Regions from separate parts of the Homo sapiens genome. Here region 1 is linked to region 2. A link is an interaction called in ENCODE POLR2A ChIA-PET data of the cell type or tissue named here. Cell type or tissue: K562. All regions are shown on one strand. Each heading gives the region's core, and the rest is flanking DNA. Links, peaks and the distances in the headings are about the cores only.

Region 1 (4,385 bases), core at 314-4,313, 85 kb after region 2:
TTCCTACTCACTAGTAGGGAAATGTTCTTAAGGGTTTAGAATTGGTAGAGAGGCCAAAGCTTTAAGGATGAATTTGCACCTGTCATCCCAGAAGTCATTTATTCATTCTCCAAGTTTTCCTTAAGCATTTTCTTTTTTTGAGATGGAGTCTTGCTCTGTCGCCCAGGCCGGAGTGCAGTGGTATGATCTCGGCTCACTGCAACCTCCACCTCCCGGGTTCAAGCAATTCTCTTGCCTCAGCCTCCTGAGTAGCTGGGACTACAGGCATGTGCCACCATGCCCACCTAATTTTTGTATTTTTTAGTTGAGATGGGGTTTCAGAATGTTGACCAGTCTGATCTTGAACTCCTGACCTCAGGTGATCCACCCGCCTTAGCCTCCCAAAGTGCTGGGATTACAGGCATGAGCCACCACAAACCTGGCCCCTTAAGCATTTTTTTTTTTTCCAGATGGAGTCTCACTCTGTCGCCCAGGCTGGAGTGCAGTGGCACGATCTCGGCTCACTGCAACCTCCACCTCCCGGGTTCAAGCGATTCTCCTGCCTCAGCCTCCCGAGCAGCTGGGACCACAGGCATGTGTCACCATACCTGGCTAATTTTGTATTTTTTGTAGAGAGGGGGGTGTCACCATGTTGGCCAGGCTGGTCTCGAACTCCTGACCTCAGGTGATTCACCCGCCTAACCTCCCAAAGTGCTGGGATTACAGGTGTGAGCCACCACGTCCAGCCGCATTAAGCATTTTTGATAAGGGAAACTGCAGGAGATAAAAGTAAGAAATGCACTCTGCCCTCAAAGATCCTAGCAATTCAGCTGGAGAGTCAAGACTTAGGTACATGAACGACCTAGTGAACATTTCAAGGCAATAACAATACTACACAAATTAAAAGCAAGTAAAAAATTATTATAAACAGGTGTTGATTCATCTAGGAAAAGATTGTGAAAGAGGTAGAACTTGGCCAGGTGTGGTGGCTCATGCCTGTAATCCCAGCACTTTGGGAGGCCGAGGTGGGCGGATCACCTGAGGTCAGGAGTTCGAGACCAGCATGGCCAATATGGTGAAAGCCCGTCTCTACTAAAAATAAAAAAATTAGCTGGGCATGGTGGCAGGCACCTGTAATCCCAACTACTCGGGAGGTTGAGGCAGGAGAATCGCTTGAACCCGGGAGGCGGAGGTTGCAGTGAGCCAAGATCATGCCATTGTACTCCAACCTGGGGGACAAGAGCGAAACTTTGTCTCCAAAAAAAATTTAAAAAAAAAAAAAAAGAAAGGTAAAACTTGAGCTGAACTTGAATAAAGAGAACTTCAATGAGCAGATGGGAGGGGAACGTAAACATGTGTGTGTTTAACGGGAAAAGGTGGGTATAGCAAAACAAGGGCGAAATGTAGGGATAAGCTAAGCGTAATGTAGTTGAGGGAAGGGCAACTGGGTGCTGGCCCGACTCCAGAGGAGGATCCCATTGGCAAGAAATGTTGGGCGTGGGAAATGTGTTGGGTTGACAGAAGGTCCTAGGAGGAGAGAGATCAGCATGTTATCTTTTGGAGTTGCTCTAGTCAACTGTGGCGGCTCACACCTGTAATCCCAACTACTCTGGAGGTTGAGGCAGGACAATCACTTAAAGCCAGGAGTTGGGGACCAGCCTGGGCAACATAGCGAGACTCCCTGTCTCTAAAAAAAAGTTAAAATAATTGCTTCAAGCACAGGTAATAAGGGTCTGGACTAGGCCAGGGTAGTGGGAATGGAGAAAGGATGACCCTGAAGAACACTGCAAAGCACGTATTAGTCAGATTTACTGACGTGCTGAAAAAGCAAAAGAGAAAAGTCAAAGACAGTCCCCTAGAATAGTAACTTTTTTAAAGGGAGGGGGAAAAAGGAGAATTATTAAGAAATCATTGTCGGCCAGGCGCAGTGGCTCACGCCTGTAATCCTAGCACTTTGGGAGGCCGAGGCAGACGGATCACCTGAGGTCGGGAGTTCGAGACCAGCCTGACCACCATAGAGAAACCCCATCTCTACTAAAAATACAAAATTAGCCGGGTGTGGTGGCACATGCCTGTAATCCCAGCTACTCAGGAGGCTGAGGCAGGAGGATCGCTTGAACCCAGGAGGTGGAGGTTGCAGTGAGCTGAGATCGTGTCATTGCACTCCAGCCTGGGCACCAAGAGCGAAACTCTGCCTCAACAAAAAACAAAAAACAAAAGAAAGAAAGAAAAAAGAAAAAGAAAGAAATCCTTGTAATGATCATTCAACAGCACTGGGGACTCCAGGCTCTGCTGGGTGATATCGAAAAGCGATGCTGACTCCTAGGCAGTCAGCCTTGGCTGCATGTTAGTGTCACTTGCAAAGCTATTAAAAATGCTGATTCTTGGACCCCACGTCACCCCCAAGATTCTGAGTTAATTGTACTGAGTTGGCACCCAAGTATTAGTGTAAGTTCTCCTGGAGATATGAATATGCATCCAGGGTTGAGAACTCCTGCTCTAAGTGCACATGCTTTGGAATGAACATGCCAGATGGACACCTTGAGTCTGCACAGGTAGGCTGGCTCAGACTTACACATATCAGTACATTCACCTGGATAAACCAGCCTGGCATGCACTCTGTTTAAAAATAGACTAGCATGCACGTGATGGAAAACATTGCAATGGAAAAACACATGTAGTCATGCAAATGGAAAATCAGAAGTTAAATTAGTCTTGTAGACAAGAAAAAGCCAAACAATTCAATAGGACAATGGGCAAAGGACATGGGAAGGAATTCACAGAAAGGCGAATCCAAATCACAGAATTATATGCGGAATGTTCAAAATCAGTAGAAGCCAGGGATATGCAAACCAGAGCAGCAATGAGATACTGCTTTACACCAAGTCTGTCCAACGCACGGCCCACAGGCCCCACGCAGCCCTGGACAGCTTTGAATGTGGCCCAACACAAATTTGTAAACTTTCTTAAAACATTATGAGGTTTTCGCGATTTTTTTTTTTTTTAGCTCATCACCTACCATTAGTGTTAGTGTATTTTATGCGTGGCCCAAGACAATTCTTCTTCCAATATGGCCCAGGGAAGCCAAAAGATTGGACACCCCTGCTTTATACCTGCCAGGAGGACAAACATCTAAAAAGAGTTAAGCTTTGTTGTTGGAAGAGATAGAGACACCGTTCTCTCACACTTCCCTGAGATAAATGTGAATTGTTAGTGCTTCTTTGGAAAACAATCTGTCAACATCTATTATGTGTGTGTGATTATTTGAGCATGCAGAAGGGTACGTACTTGGTTGCTTGCATCTGAGATACTTGGGAGATGAAGAGGTGGAGGTGTAGACGTAATGTGGTAGGAGGGGAGAAGGCAAAAGTAGAAGAGAAAAAAAAAGACTGCACTTCAAAACTCAGTTTGTGGACCACTTGAGGTCAGAAGTTGAGACCAGCCTGGTCAACATGGCAAAACCCTGTCTCTACTAAAAATACAAAAATTAGCCAGGCGTGGTGGCAGGCATCTGTAATCCCAGCTGCTCAGGAGGCTGAGAAAGGAGAATCACTTGAACCCGGAAGGTGGAAGTTGCAGTGAGCCAAGATCATGCCACTGCACTCCAGCCTGGGCAACAGAGCAATACTCCTTCTCAAAAATAAATAATAAATAAATAGGCTGGGCATAGTGGCTCACACCTGTAATCCCAACACTTTGGGAGGCTGAGGCGGGTGGATCACCTGAGGTCAGGAGTTTGAGACCAGCCTGGCCAACAGTGAAACCCCGTCTTTACTAAAAATACAAAAAATTAGCTGGGTGTGGTGGCAGGCGCCTGCAATCCCAGCTACTCAGGAGGCTGTGGCAGGAGAATTGCTTGAACCCGGGAGGTGGAGGTCGCAGTGAGCTGAGGTTGCGCCATTACACTCCAACTTGGGCAACAAGAGCAAAACTCCATCTCAAAAAATAAAATAAAATAAAAAAATAATCAGTTTGCATGGTTTAATTTACTTATTCGTATTATATGTGTATATAGATTATTTTAAATAACATTTATTGCTTGATGACTTGTGATATAGAAAATATCTTTTAAATAATAAAATAACATTTAAAAAGGCAAAATTCAATCAGATACATTTAAAATATATGTACTTGCTTTAGTGTGCATGTATGCATGCACATATGAATGTACATTTGGCAAAGAAGTCTTCATTAACATCTCAGCAGTTTTCATCTGTCTTTGATTGGCAGTCAGGCAGATCCACCACCCTAATTTACCCTCTAGTTGAGTAAGTAACTTCTTAAATTCTCTGAGCCTCACTTTCGTGCTCTACAAAATAGAGGTAAATAACACCCTTTTCACAGAATTAGAGAGAATTAAAATAACAGAGCTCTGCTGTTTCTTGAGTACACTGAAGAAAAGCATA
Region 2 (4,385 bases), core at 125-4,124:
ACAGTGGTGGAAACGTCAGCCCTAGAGTCACGGCTGCTACACTAGGTTGGCCTTGTACAGGCTCTGAGGGAAAAGGATGTTTGGGGCCAGAGAGGCAGGGATGCCGAGAGAGCTAGCAGCCTTCTCTGGTTCACCCAGCCTTGCTTCCATTTCAGTGTCCACTATGAAAGGGAGTTCCCAGAAGAGACAGAGACGCCTGCTACCAGAGGACGAGCCCTTGGCCAACCCTGCAGGGTCCTGGGTCAGTCCCTTCTGTGCATCTAAGAAGCTTGAGTCTTCTCCCAGAGGAGTCCGGGAAGCCCCACTCTTTTCTTAGAGTCTGGGAACTTGGCTGGGAGGGCTGGCTTGGGAGCCTGTTACAATGGCAGTCATCTGGGCCCTGGAATGGGAAAACCATCAGGACCAGCTACTTGTCCAGGGGGGAAGCAGGGCACCATCTAGGTGGCTGAGTGAGGTGGAAGGGGGAAAGCCCATTCATGCTAAAGGGCCCTCTGCAGGCCTCCCAGGAAACTCACACAGCCCCCTACACCATCCCCAGCACAGGAGTCCCCACACCGCCCCAGGTCCCTGGAAGGGCAGCCCCTGGACACACTGACGTCTTGACTCTGGGGCCCTTCTGCAAATGATCTTGTAGTCTAGTATGTCCTAGACTGCTGTGTGACAGTAGGAGCCCCAAGGATGCTGGGGGCTAGTGGCAATAAGGATACTGCTGTGTTCCCCAACACACTTTCACTTTAATGTGCACACACCCAGGGACCACAGAGGACCAGCTTGGCCAGAGACTCTGGCCCTTATCCCCTCTCCCAAACCTTCAAGAACAGCGACCAGGGCCAGTAAAGTTGGGGCAGCCCTGCCTGGCCTGGAGTTGATTGGGCCTCATCATGTGTCCACCCTCTAAGACACCTTCTGCAGCCCTGAGAATCTCAGAGCTCTCACAGAGTGTGGCTAGCCAGCCAAGCGAGCCTCTGTTGACTCAGGGCTCCTGGCAGGAGTCAGCAGCCCCTCTTATCCTTGCCCCTTCTTGCATACAGGACCCCACAGCAAACCCTGTGTGGAGATGCTGAAGGGACTGCTGACCCAGAGGGCAATGCCCAGAGGCCAGGCACCTCCTGCCCCCTGCCAGGTAACAGTGGCAGAGGCCTGGGAGCAAACTCCATACAGAGACCCTGCCTGGCCTGATACTTGGAGTGGGATCATGGCAGGGGAAGGCTGTGGCAGCAATGTGTCCAACAGTACAGAAGGGACGGGATCCCTCCATCCTCCCCTTTCTGTGGATCTTGGTTGAGTTGCCCTCAGATGATCTGGAATTTTGCTCATTGGTGGGCTCCAGCACCCCTGTCGGGGTCTTTGCTTTTGTACCTTTGGAACAGTGCCCCAGGGTGGAGTCCTCCATGCCTGAGGACAGAAAGAGCTCCACACCAGGGTCTCTTCATGAGGAGACACCCCACAGCAGGAGCACCAGGGAGAATACTTCCAGGTGCTCAGCACCAGCTACAGCCCTGCTGATCCAAAAGGTGAGCCAGGGGCTGGGTCACAGCAGTGGCTGCATTGAGTGGTGGCCCTGTGATGGCCTGGCGTGGAGAGAGGGTAGGGCCAACAGAGGCAGGTCCCCAAATGTGGCTCCCCAGGAAGACCCCACTCAGCCTACTCTCCTCCCTGCAGGCTCTGGTTCGAGGGGGCCTGGGCACCTTGGCAGCTGATGCAAACTTCATCATGGCAACAGGCCAGGCCCTGGCAGATGCCTGCCAAATGGAACCAGAGGAAGTGGAGATCATGGCAACAGAGCTACTGAAAGGACGAGAGGCCCCAGAGGGCATGGCCAGCTCCCTGGGATGCCTGAACCTCGGGTCCTCCCTGGGCAGCCTCGACCAACACCAGGGCTCCCAGGAGACCCTTATTCCTCCAAGGCTGTGATGCCCACACAGCATCAGCATGGGCTTAGAGCTGGCATGACCAATGGGGGTGGGGAAGTTGCTGGGGTGGAGAAGGGCTAGCCCACCGCAGCAGCCTCCCTCCCTCTCAGCAGCTAGATGCATGGCCTGAGGCAGGGTGGTCAGGAACCACCTCAAAAAGTGCGGAGGAAGTAGCTGGACAGGCCCTGCCCCTCACCAGCAAGAGGCATGATTGGATGGAGCTTCTAATGTCATTCAAAAAGGCCTGGTCAGTGCCTGTCTGGCCTAGGGCCACTCCCACCTGCAGGACATTAAAATCTCCAGGCCTGTGACACTGGCAACTGGCCTCTGCTTGTCCAGTTTTTTGGACTCTTCTACACCTGTGTTTCCCCCTCCCCAGTCCCTTCCCCAGGAACCCTGCCCATGGGCTTGGGAGACTGGGCTGTGGAGAAAGACAGAGGGGCCATCTGGATTATTTTTCTGCATGAGGCAGAGAGGGACCTGTTGTGGGTTCTCCTGAAGTCCACAGCCAAGTCCACTGACTGGGACCAAGCAGCCCCAGAAAGGACTGGTGGTCTCAGAAGCAGCTGCACACCCCAGGTCACACCATGGCCAAACATCTTCGAAGCTACGACCATGTTGCATTGGCCAGAGTCCACTGCCAACACAGGCTCTCAGAGCCCTCAACTGCCCCCTGTTTATTGCCTTGAATATCAAAGATCTACATTCTCCAGGGCTCCTCTTAGCCACACCAAGTAACTATGAGTAACAGTAGCTACTATTTACCAAGTGCCTCCTGCGTGCCACCTACACACCTGCTCTCATGCCAGGGGCTGCAATACGTTGTTTACAAAGCACCTTCATGTACAATATTCATTTTATTGCCACCACAACCATGCAAAGTACATGTGAATTCCACGTTAAAAATGAAGGAATGGAGGCATGCAGAGGTGATGGGACAGCCCTGGGGTGCACAGCCAGAGGCAAGGTCAGGACTCTGCACCGGGCCCTCCATGTCCCCACAGCATCCTTCCCCCTTCACTGGACTCTTTGCTCTTCTCGCCATTCCATCATTAAGCCTGTGCCAAGCGCCTGCTCTGTGGCTGTTGCTATGGAAACCAAGCTGGCCTCCCCATGCAGCCTCCTAGCGAACCCCCAGTCGGCTTCTGGGCTTCTCAGCTGGGCCTAGGGTATCAGTCATGCAGGGCAGGGACGCTCGCACTCTTAATGCACTATACGTCCCTTCCCCCAGTCTCAACAGGGCCCCAATGCTTCCTAGTCCCTGTCAGTGCAGCAATCTCAACGCCCTTCTCTCCTGAAACCCCAACACCAGCAGCTAGCTTTGCTCCCTTCACACACACAAAAAAATATATAGAAGCTACCAGAAGGTTCCTCCCTCAGCTCCTGTCTCCACACTGATGAACCCACCTGTTTCTGCTGTCTCATTCTCCTCCTTCCCTTCTGACCCAGTGGAAGCCAGTTCTCTCCTGCCAGCTGCTCGGATTCTACCCCAGCCCTTATCCCCTCTCTCTGCCTCTCCACAGGCCCCTTCTAGCTGCATGGAACACATTCCAGGTGCCTCCCTCCTAGCAGCCTGACCCTGCAGCCATCCTATTTCCCTATTTCTGTCTCCCTCTCTGTTTTTCCATTCATCCATCCACCCATCCATCCATCATCCATCCATCCATCATCTATGATCTATCTTTTTTTTTTTTTTTTAGACAGAGTCTCACTCTGGTACCCAGGCTAGAGTGCAGTGGCATGAACTCAGCTCACTGCAACCTTCATCTCCTGGGTTCAAGTGATTCTCCTCCCTCAGCCTCCCGAGTAGCTGGGACTACAGGTGTGTGCCACCATGCCCAGCTAATTTTTGTATTTTTAGTAGAAACTGTGTTTTGCCATGTTGGCCAGGCTAGTCTTGAACTCCTGACCTCAAGTGATCCACCCACCTCAGCCTCCCAAAGTGCTGGGATTACAGGCGTGAGCCACCACTGCTGACTGAGGACCAAACTTCTTACCTGGGTGGTCTCCTTGTCCACATTTCTATTTCTCCTTCCATTCTCATTTCTCCTCTCTAGGCAATCCTCCTCTGCCCCATCGCTTCTCTGGAAACACGCTCACCAATGTCACCAACTATCTGGTTGCTAACCCAGTGGACTCTCACATCTTTACATTACTTGACTTCTAGGCAGCATGAGATACAATTTAGCCCGCTCCCTGCCTGAAAATCCCCCGAGTGTCAGATCTCCTGAATTTCCTCTTACCCCTCGAGTGTTCCAACTTGAAGCTTCCTTGGGAGTTCCCCCTTGGCCTGCCTACTTCTCAGGTAGACTCTGTCTCCTTGACCCTTTCTTCTCATGTAGTACACGTTCATATCTTAGTTGCATGTATGTGCCAGTAATTCCAAAATCCATATTTCTAGTCAAAATCTCCCCTAAACTCCAGGACTCTGTATCCTGTTCCTCCCAGACAACTCTGCATAGACATCTCACT

The links. ChIA-PET counts read pairs that join two places held together with the same protein. Peaks named below come from ENCODE experiments on the same cell type or tissue, not always from the same donor. Only the 100,000 strongest peaks of a DNase experiment are listed, where the experiment ranks them.
Region 1: POLR2A ChIA-PET joins it to region 2 with 5 read pairs; 2 of 35 experiments call an interaction of 5 or more read pairs at or near these places.

The regions. Positions count from the first base shown.
Region 1 is chr1:200,952,844-200,957,228 of GRCh38, reverse strand. It overlaps the pseudogene MROH3P. Among named protein-coding and RNA genes, the nearest start is that of INAVA, 60 kb to the right of the region's middle. In K562, for the core only: no CTCF peak of the experiment used is centred there; no DNase peak of the experiment used is centred there; H3K27me3 peaks cover 2,548 bases.
Region 2 is chr1:201,037,360-201,041,744 of GRCh38, reverse strand. CACNA1S (calcium voltage-gated channel subunit alpha1 S) reads left to right here. Exons shown (of 44, transcript NM_000069.3): 41 at 156-241; 42 at 1,032-1,123; 43 at 1,371-1,514; 44 at 1,663-2,233. The coding sequence ends at 1,914. Among named protein-coding and RNA genes, the nearest start is that of KIF21B, 16 kb to the right of the region's middle. In K562, for the core only: no CTCF peak of the experiment used is centred there; a DNase peak (open chromatin) is centred at 2,116.